Linked DNA regions of Mus musculus: regions 2 and 3 are each linked to region 1. The links are chromatin contacts, found by Hi-C or POLR2A ChIA-PET in ENCODE. All regions are on one chromosome and are shown on one strand. The core of a region is the stretch at or near the end of the contact, and the rest is flanking DNA. Distances in the headings are between cores, read along the strand shown.

Region 1 (3,166 bases), core at 330-2,829:
GTGAAGGCAACAAAGGGGACAAATACAAGATGATGAACACAGAGATGCTAAGCCTTTCATCCATTTTCTGTTACCCATAACCTCTCTGCTGAGTGGAGTCAGTACTAGCAGCAGAGCTAGTTTTCAAGTTTCTGCAAAGTAACCTAGGTGAATTTTATCATAGTCCACCTATACCAGAGTTTCTATCTGCTGCAAATCTAGTAGAAACAAGTAAGATTATGTCCAGCCACGTGATCCCCACCATGAGAGAGCTTTAAGTCAAGGAAGAACAAATGCTGTGGTTCTGCTCTGACAGACTGTGCCAGGGCTTGAACTGATTTCAGGAACGTACTGAAGCATTTTATGAGATAAAGTTTTTTCTTGGGAACAATTCCCCCTTGGTGTTGTTGGTGGTGGTGTGTGTCTTTTTTAAACTGCTTAGTACTGAAGGATTTGGGATTCATCAGAGGCCATATGTGTGGTCTTAGTCACAAGGGGATCCTATTGTGCTATCCAGATATAATTTTATACAACAGGTTGTCTGCTGCATGTTTAGACACAAGTCACAGGTTTTGTCTATAACCAAGAAGAAAGGATTGAGCAGGGATGTGGACACCAGGAGAGATCAGGGGTCTCTTTAAAACTCTGTCTGCCACAATGGATAGTCTTTTGTGTCTTAGCTTTATCAGCATAGAGATGACAGTTTGGGCAACAGGAGCTAGAGACCGGTGAGAACTGGATATAGATCAGTGTCCAGGAACAGAGCCCAGATGCAGTCCCATGTTATGCCAAGGTAGAGACTGTCACTAGAGTTGGAAGATGTAATCTTAAAGATGAAAGGAACACAAGAGAACATGGTGTGAGTGAGGAAATGTTCTTGGTACTCCTAGACAGTACCAAGTCTATTGCCGCACAAGTAAAAGGGGACCTACAGACTGGTGACCACCATAGGGTAAACTCCTTATAGGAACTACCCTGGTTCTATCTGGCCAAGTATTCTTCTGAAGAGAGTGCTCTGAAAAGGCAAGAGTGGGTGGCCCGGGTTTCCTAGGGACAGATCTTCATCTCTCCATTCATTTAGCAAATCCAAGGCTGGTGGAAGTTTTCCGTCCCACTCTTGTCTCTCCTTCAGCTTGGTTTCTTCTTTTAAAATTTAAATATAAATGTTCTCCCTCCCACAGAATTTTGAGGTAATTCAAGAGCTTGAGGGTAGCTGGTTCTACTGCCATCTGTTTTTTTTTTCGCTCAGGCAGCCAAACCTCAGTTTTCTCCAAGCGGATCACGCACCTGCAAGCGGTGGTATCACAGCTATCTCCAGTTAGGTGACTAGACGCTGTGGCAACTCGACCGAATTGAGATGTGCGTCCCTGTTCTAGGTGTATGCGACTGGGTGAGCAGGCTTCTGCCCGCAGGAGAGTGTTCAGGTTTAGGCATGCGCAAACAGTCTGACAGCCATTTTAACGGGCTGCTGAGCGCCCGAAGGGAGCCACTGCGCAGGCGTGTACGGGAGACCCATTTCCCCCTGAGGTCGGAACACGCGTGCGCGGATTAGCCGGAAGGGGCGGGGCCAGCTATTGCCAAGCTCTGTGCTTTGGGAACGCCGGGGTGGGGCGGGGCGGGGCGACTGTCAGCTGACTGAAGAGCCGATTGCCTCGCGGGACAACGGTCGGCGACGCAGCTTGTGGTGGGAGCGGAAGAGCTCTCCCGGCGGGTCTCTGTGCAGTTGGCGAGGCAGAGGGCCGCCGCAGCACCATGGCGACCACCGTCAGCACGCAGCGCGGGCCGGTGAGTGCTCTGGGCCAGAGCCTGGCTGGGGCAGTGGAGCCTGGGGTCGGACTCCTCAGTCTTTTACGGGGCCCCTCGCGGGTTGCTCTTCCGTCCCGGGGCTTCGCGGGTCCTACCTTCGGGTACCCACCCGGAGCAGCGACTCTCGTCTATCGGACATCTGGGGTGGAGGAAGGCAGAATTTGATGGTTCCCCAGATGCCCACGGGCCCTGAAGCTCCTGGCCTCCTTCATGGAGAGGGATCCTGACTCCCGTGGTCCTCCTGGGTGGAGGCCCTGAATAGGGTTCCTCTACACAGAAGAAACCTTACCCCATTGGTCCCCAGATGGAGTGGGACCCCGACTTCCCTTAGTTCCTCAGATAGAAAGGGCCCTGAACCCCTTACGTTCTCAGATCTATCACCTGCTTGGTCTCCCAGATGGACACAAGCCCTGACTCTTGGTCTCCCAGATTGAGAGTGGTACTGACTACATTAATTTCCCAAACTGAGAGGTGCCTTGGTTCCCCGTCTCTCAGAGGAGTGGAGTCGGACACCTTTGGTCCCCCAAAGGAGAGAGATAACCTGGTCTCCTTGGTTTCAGAAATGGTGAAAGATCCCACTTTGTAGTCTGTCCTTACTTGTGACAGTTTCCTCTTCTCCCTAACATCTATAGAAAATAGGGTACTACCTCTTGAGCTTAGTTAGTGGCTACCTTTTCAAGCCTCAATTTCTTCATTTATAAACGAGGAGAGGGGAGCAGAGAACTTGGAAGACCCAACAGGGTTGTCTCTTCAGGATTGTCTTGGGTTCTATTATACTACCTGTCTCACCTCCCCTAGTGTGTATGGCCTCCCAGTAGCTCCCTGAGACTGGTGTGGGTGGGATGTTGTTAGCCAACTGTGGCTGTGTGGAGTAGAACATTGTTCTGATCAGCACCTCAGTGCCTTTTCCCCTGAAGTTAATATTGAGTGTGCCTGCAAAGCCTGTGGTTTCCCAGAGTTTTTTCACCCTGACAGCTTGGTGTTGATTGTGTGTGTGTGTGTGCGTGTGTGTGTGTGTGTGTGTGTGTGTGTGTGTGTGTGTAACAGGTAACTCCTTGGGATAGATTACTGATTTCCTGACTTTGAAGAAAGCCTCAGGCTTGTTAGATGCTTTTTAGGAGGGCTTTGAAGCCAGATCTCCTGAGCCACTGTCAAACTTGGATGGAGATTTCCAATGTTGGAGTTACTTTCATGTTCATCAACCCTTCTTCATCCTCACGGTGTCTCAGCAAACTATAGAAGATTGATGGTGGCTGCCAGAGGAGAAAGGGAGACAGAGCTTTGCCCTTTTCATATCCCCTGCCAAGTGGACACATGGCCAAGGAGAGTGGACCCTTTCTTACCGTGTGGTCTGAGAGTGTCCTTATCTCTTGTGGTTCAG
Region 2 (3,166 bases), core at 411-2,910, 430 kb after region 1:
CATATCCCCCCCCACTCCACCCCCATCCCACACAGCACTCCAGGATGAGCAAAGTCTGGGTGAACAGCCTGGAGTCCTCTAGCCTGGGCCATTTCTGGGAATCCAGGGAGCTGGAGCAGGAACTAGGGGAGGAGAGGATGCCACCACCCACGATAGCCACTGGAAACTGTGGGCTTGCGCGCGCGCGCGCACACACACACACACACACACACACACACACACACACACACACACACACGGGAATTCCAGGAATGTCAACTTGGCACAGGCTTCTACTCCCCAACTCTCCCTAAGTAAACAAGTCTTCCAGGGGCCGGACCGAACTGAGAGCCCCTCCTCCAAGCCTTTGGCCTCCACCCCATCCCCTAGGGCAGACCCTACAGACCATCTCCTATCCCACTCCCCTGCCACCCTCACCTCTGGCCACCAGCAGTCTTCAGTCCAGATCTTGAGCCTGATCCCAGGCCACAGTGACTCACAGGCCCCCACTGCCCCCTCTGGCCAGGGCAGGATGTTGGGGGGAGGGGACAGGACCGGGAAGTCGCCTAGCTCGTGGCTCTGCACGTGGCTCCATGGGGGATGGCAAAAGCTGCCAGGGAGGCTGTCCAGGGTGACATCGGGGGCACAACCACCAAGCTGGCCAGTGGCTCCGACCAGCCACACTCAAGACCCAGGAGACCCCTCCCGACCTCCCCTCCATCGTTTGTTTCCCAGAGGCACCTGGAAAATGTCTAGGACCCCCCAGAGCCTTCACTGTAACCAGATCTCAAACTTCCCAAGCTCTATCGAACTTCTCCAGCTTCTCACTGCAAGCTGCCTCGTTTTCCTAAGGGTAGCTCCCAACACACAAGAAGGCGGCCAAGGTGATACACTCCCCAGAAACCAGCTCCTTGCCCATTCCCTTAAGTCCTTAAGTCACGTCCAGGTGAGGCAGACCTGTGGCCACTAGCAGTCTCGCACGCAATCTCCGCGTCTGAGCCAAATATCCCGGGAAAAAGAGGTTAGAAGGTCTGTTCATAGGGTGCCTCCTCCATGACGCCTTCCCGGACCACCGCCCTGCTCCTCTCCCCAGGAAAAGACCCTTCTCAGAGGAGAGGACTGTACTGAGCGCGGGAGGCCGCCGTCGGGGCTCGGGACACCGTACCGCCGACGGTTCTGCAGCGGCCGAAGAGAAGGACGCCCCAAACTCCAAGGCCCGGACTCTGCCTGGGCACCTCGGGTAAGGGCTCCAGACCGAGACCCCTTGGAGTCCGGGCCAGGAGGCGGGAAGACCGCCTTGGCCGTGGACAGTCGGCAGCCCGCTCTCCGGCTGCGCCACCACCACTTGTTAACCACCTCTTGGCTCCAGTCGGCTTGCGATCCGGCCAGCGGGACCCCAGCCCGCTAGAACCGCCGTACCTGTGCGCGCCGCCGCACGGCGGAGCAGCTGTCAGTCAAGGCAACACGAGAAACGCGAACCGCCGGCCGCGGACCTTTCGGCCTTGCTCGGACGCCGTAGCGCCGGGATCTACCACCACAGCGGGAGGGGGGGGACCGGGATGCTGCCGCGGGCTCGGAGGCTCTCGGAGCCCCGGGTGGGCACGAGCAAGGAACACCGCCGCTTCAGGGTAATCATGGGAGCCGGGGCAGGGCTGCGGCGGGATTCAGGGAGATGCGGGGCGGGGCTCTGGATCTTACGGGGCGGAGCTAGGGCGTAATGAGCCCCGCGCTATGGGCGCGCCTGGGGCGGGCCTTGAAAAGCTACTGCCGGCAGCCTGCACGCCAGACGCCGCCATGATCATCCCGGTGCGCTGCTTCACCTGCGGGAAGATCGTCGGCAACAAATGGGAAGCCTACCTGGGTCTGCTGCAGGCCGAGTACACGGAGGGGTGAGACGGCGGGCCGCGGGGGATGGGACAGGACGGGAAGGCTGGACTGGGGGCATGAAGTCGAGGGGCAATGGGGAGGGTTCTGCGGCGGACCGGGAGTGAAATTGAGGTGTCCTGGGCCGGGGGTAGATAAGATTTCCTATGGAGAATTGGCAGGGCAGGGGTTGTGGGGTCTAGTGAGAAGACTGGATGTCCTCCAGCCCAGACCTGTGATGTATTCCCAGAAGAGTGAGTCTTTAGTTTGTTTTCGAGGCAGGATTTCGGTGGCTGACCTGAATTCTCTATGTAAAGCAGTCTGGTCTGAAACACTTCGAAATCCTGCCTGTCTCCTGGATGTTGGGATTAAAGGCGTGCAATATCACGCCCAGGCTCTCAGAAGTTTGGAAGGTGGTTTTCTTCAAGTTGCTGGCCTTTGGGAAACTTCTAAGCATCCTTCCCGTGGGTGACACCTCAAGTCTCTTCCCTGTCGACCTACTCTCTATCCTCTATCTGCTTTCCGACCTACCCCTTATGTACTTCGAACCTCGTGGGCCCTTTAAAATGCAGGACAGGCTTTGTGGGCATCGTCTTGTGCTCACTACTATGACTGTCCCCCAAAATAGACCTCTGGCCACCATGTCAACACCAAGGGGTTCTCTTTCTCTGCACAAGCCATAAGTCAGTGGGGCTTAATGAGCAGCTATTAGATCAGCTCTGATGAGTAGCTGCTAGCCTTCTGGGACCCTCTTTCACTTGGGCAGGAACCTCTCAAGCTGTCTAGGTCCCAGAGAAATTAAATCTAGTGTGAGTTCAAAGCCTGTGGGGTAGCAACAACCAGTTCATGGCGTTTAGTCAGAGTCCACCTGTGGGGCCTGGAATTGTACTCCTTGATGAGGGGATATTGGTCTCCTAAGCTTTCCCAAATAACCCTGGAAGCCCATAACCCTGGGTACAAGAGACAAACGCAGAGATACAGGGGGTTAGAGAGATGGCCCAACTGTTTTTTTTGTTGTTGTTTTGTTTTTCAAGACAGGGTTTCTCTGTGTAGCCCTGGCTGTCCTGAAACTCACTTTGTAGCTCAGGCCGGCCTCGAACTCAGAAATTCACCTGCCTCTGCCTCTACCTCCCAAGTGCTTGGGATTAAAGGTGTGCACCACCACACCCAGCTAGATGGCTCAACTGTTAAGAGCACTGGCTGTTTTGTGTGTTTGGTTGTTTGATTGTTTTTTAAGAGGACTCAGGTTCCGTTCCTTGAAGCAACATGGTATCTCGCAAGTGTCCGTAACTCCTTTGGGCTTTGGGAGCATCAGGCACCCATA
Region 3 (3,166 bases), core at 193-2,692, 360 kb after region 1:
GTTCTGTTTTTCTCTCCTTTCTGTTCTTAAGAGTCTGCAACACAGACTGGGAGTGGAATCCTTAGTGGACTTTGCCAAGTCTTTAGCTCAAAGACCTCTTACATCAGTCAGATCCAAATGCCTTCGCTGGTTTAAAAGAATGATGGTCTCTTTAGTATTGCTTGGACTGAACAATTCTCAGGACATCCACCTCTCCAGAGTTCTGCCCACTTGGAATCACTGTTCTGGGCATTTGTTCCTAGTAGGGTGCTGAGCTGGATGCCAGGAAAGCAGATGGTGATGCACAGCATGCCTTAGCATACACACCCAGCCCCGCCCCTGTAGAAAGGCTTGGGGGACAGCTGGCAGAAAATATGGGGAAGAGAAAGGAGGAAACGTGATTCGGAAGGAAGAACACGAAGCTCAGCTCAGTGAGAAACCTCTGCAGCAGCAGGAATGGGGAAACAGCCGCACTGCAAATCCTGGAACAGACCATAGTGGAGTGGGCCAGAGGGTTTAACTGGGTGTGGACAGGCCAAATGTGGTTTCTGCAGGAAACTGCTGGGAACAGCAAGGGATGGGGGTGGGGACTAGTCAGCTTGATGAAAAATAAAAATGCTGGTCACGTGTGCTTTCAACCCACTCGAAGAAGTGTCTGGGCTCCTCTTGCTAAAGCTGAGATGGGGGTGGGGAGCGTGGTGTCTGCCTCTGTGGGTTCTAGCTCCTACAATTTGCAAGACCAAAAACGAGGACCAAGACAGCTCTGGGATTTAGGCAGATAGAATGTTCGCTGTGCTAGGCCATCTGGAGAAGGATGTTATATTGCCTGGAGCAGTGTCTCTACTGGAGACAGTGTAGTGGGCACTGCAAACCTATAGATAGTGACAGAAATGTGGCAACTGGGATAATGTGGAGGTTCAAAGACTTGGCGCACAGTCTGTCCTGACACATCTGGGAGACTACGGAACTGACTATGCGCATAGTGACCCACGTCCCCCATACTTGACAGGGATGGGTTCCCAAGACCCTAAAGGCCTTGGTGGTCACATAAGTGGACGTAATGTAGACTTCAGCACAGTGCTGAGGCAGCCAGCCATCAATCCCGGAGAGGGGATGTTCAACATCACCACCAACTTCTCTGGGAGGATTTCGGGATCTGACCCCACTATTCTGCTGTACGACAGGCCCTTGATCAATAGAGGGACTGGCTGCAGGAGCGGAAACAGCACCTACGGCTACGAAGTACACGTTCCGCACACTCAGCTCTGTCTTCATCCAACTGACGGTCCCGATCCACTCTCAGCCCTTCTCCAGCTCGCCGGTCGCTACGAGGCTCCACCTCTAACTCCGCCCTCCAGCCATCTCGGTCCCGCCCCATCCCAGCGTGCCGTGCGCAAGGCATCTAGGAAGCTGGCGTGGCGCAGCGGGAGCTTGTGGAGGCCAGTGGGCGGGACTTCCGGTTGATTAAATCGTCTTCCGGCCGTGCTTGATGGGTCTGGCCGGTCTCCTGACATGAAGGTGAGCCCGGCTGTGGCGGCAATGGGACTGCTTCATCTTCCGCGTCACAATGCGGGAACGTCGGGCAGCGAGGCTCTCCCCGGACAGAACGGGCAGAGTGTGAGCGGGAAGGAGAGGGCACGGATGAGAGCAATATGGGAGCTATGAATGTGAGGGCGAGGAAGTGAGTGAGGATGAGAGGGTTTGAGGGGGAGAGCGATCGTGTCAGTGTGAGAAGAAACAGATGTGAGGGTGAGTGGGAGCTCGTGCGGAATAAGCAGATGTGAGGGTGAGCTGGTGGAAGAAACAGATGTGAGGGTGAGTAGGTGTCAGAAAGCAGGTGTGTCAGCCTGAGAGTAAGGGCGTATGTGAGAGAGCGAGCGGGTGTGAGGGCCCGAATGGGTGAGGGGAGATGTGAGAACATGGACTTTATTAGGGGTGAGAAAGCGAGTGGGGATGAGTATGAGCAAGGGTGAGAGAGTGTTAGGGTGAGAGCAGGTATGGGAGAGAGTGTGACATTGTTCTTTAGTAGAAGTGTGAGCGCCAAGTGTGTGACTGTGAGGAAGCTTTCGAGCCAACAGTAATCTGAGAATATGAGCGAGCACAGGCCGTTGCATAAAATCAAGAGAGCCCGTAGCGATGGCTTTAATCCTAGCACCCGGGAGGCAAAGGCTGGCAGATGGATCTCTGTGAGTCCGAGGCCACCCTGGTCTATAGAGTGAGTTTCAGGTCAGCCAGGGCCACATAGCAAGACCCTGTCTCCAAAAAAGAGTTTGGGGGTGGGGCAAAAGAAGCCGCAGGAAGCACGTGTGAACAGCACAGTAGTGAATGTGTTAAGTTTATGTATGTGCCAGTGTAGCTGGATATGAAGAAACATGGGTGAGTGGTGTATAAAGGAGTATAAACATGAACCAGGATGTAAGATAACGAAGTCAGAGATTTCAGATATGTGAGTTAGTGTGCATAGCTTGTGGAGCCACAAATGAACGAACGATGACATGAGTGTGCAAACGAGTTAGCAAGGCCAGAGTGGCTGTCGGGCATAGAGAATGAGCTCTATGTGGAGGGCCCAGCCTCAGGTAGGAGGGTATACAGCAAGTTGTATGGGTTCCTTCAAGTTTGCTAGGTACATGAGGCCTTACCCTCAGCGCAGCCTCAAATCTTGAACACTCTGTGATGGAAAATTTCCAAAGAACTTTCCACAGATCTCTAGACTGGAGCCCAGGGAGGCCCAGAGACAGTGTGCTGGTGACAGAACTATAACTTGAGCCATCTTATCACAGTCCTGTTTGCATTGCATTGTATAGTTGGGATGGGATGGTAGCCACGTGCCCCATGGCTTGGTGGGCTGCCCCCTGTGTTGGTTTCCTTATCTGTAAATGGGAATAACATTTATGCCTGCCTGAGTCCTGGTCTGTGGAGAGAACTTGTGGATAATTCACCAGGTTTGGCATGCAACATATGGTCAATAAATGTCACCTGGGGTTGTGATCATCCTGCTTCTTACGTCACCTTCATTTCCAACCATACACTCACCCACCTCCTCATATGAACAGTTCACTCCAAAATGTGTTCTCAAAAATGAAAATGTAGGCTGACCATCATACTTGCTGTAAGAGCAGTGAATCTATTAGAACTGAAGGCTGAAAGTATGGCCCAGTATTTTCTTAGTATATGGAAAGCCATGAGT

What was found. A loop is a pair of places that touch in the nucleus more often than their neighbours do. ChIA-PET counts read pairs that join two places held with the same protein, here RNA polymerase II (POLR2A).
Region 2: a loop to region 1 is called in a map of v-Abl transformed pro-B cells, with 4 times the contacts of the local background. The contact joins the promoter of Tspan4 here to the promoter of Tollip in region 1. A Hi-C loop is called at or near these places in 4 of 37 maps with a recorded cell type or tissue (T-helper 17 cell, mature B cell and v-Abl transformed pro-B cells). POLR2A ChIA-PET finds 5 or more read pairs at or near these places in 2 of 5 experiments (both embryonic stem cell).
Region 3: a map of left cerebral cortex shows a loop between it and region 1 (2.1-fold over the local background). The contact joins the promoter of Chid1 here to the promoter of Tollip in region 1. A Hi-C loop is called at or near these places in 1 of 37 maps with a recorded cell type or tissue (left cerebral cortex). POLR2A ChIA-PET finds 5 or more read pairs at or near these places in 2 of 5 experiments (Patski and embryonic stem cell).

Annotation. Positions count from the first base shown.
Region 1 is chr7:141,900,874-141,904,039 of GRCm38, reverse strand. Tollip (toll interacting protein) reads left to right here and starts at 1,579. Exons shown (of 6, transcript NM_023764.4): 1 at 1,579-1,764. The coding sequence starts at 1,732.
Region 2 is chr7:141,473,730-141,476,895 of GRCm38, reverse strand. Tspan4 (tetraspanin 4) reads right to left here and starts at 1,660. Exons shown (of 8, transcript NM_053082.3): 1 at 1,399-1,660. It overlaps Polr2l (polymerase (RNA) II (DNA directed) polypeptide L), which reads left to right and starts at 1,743. Exons shown (of 2, transcript NM_025593.1): 1 at 1,743-1,868. The coding sequence starts at 1,774.
Region 3 is chr7:141,538,104-141,541,269 of GRCm38, reverse strand. Chid1 (chitinase domain containing 1) reads left to right here and starts at 1,442. Exons shown (of 13, transcript NM_001142681.2): 1 at 1,442-1,497.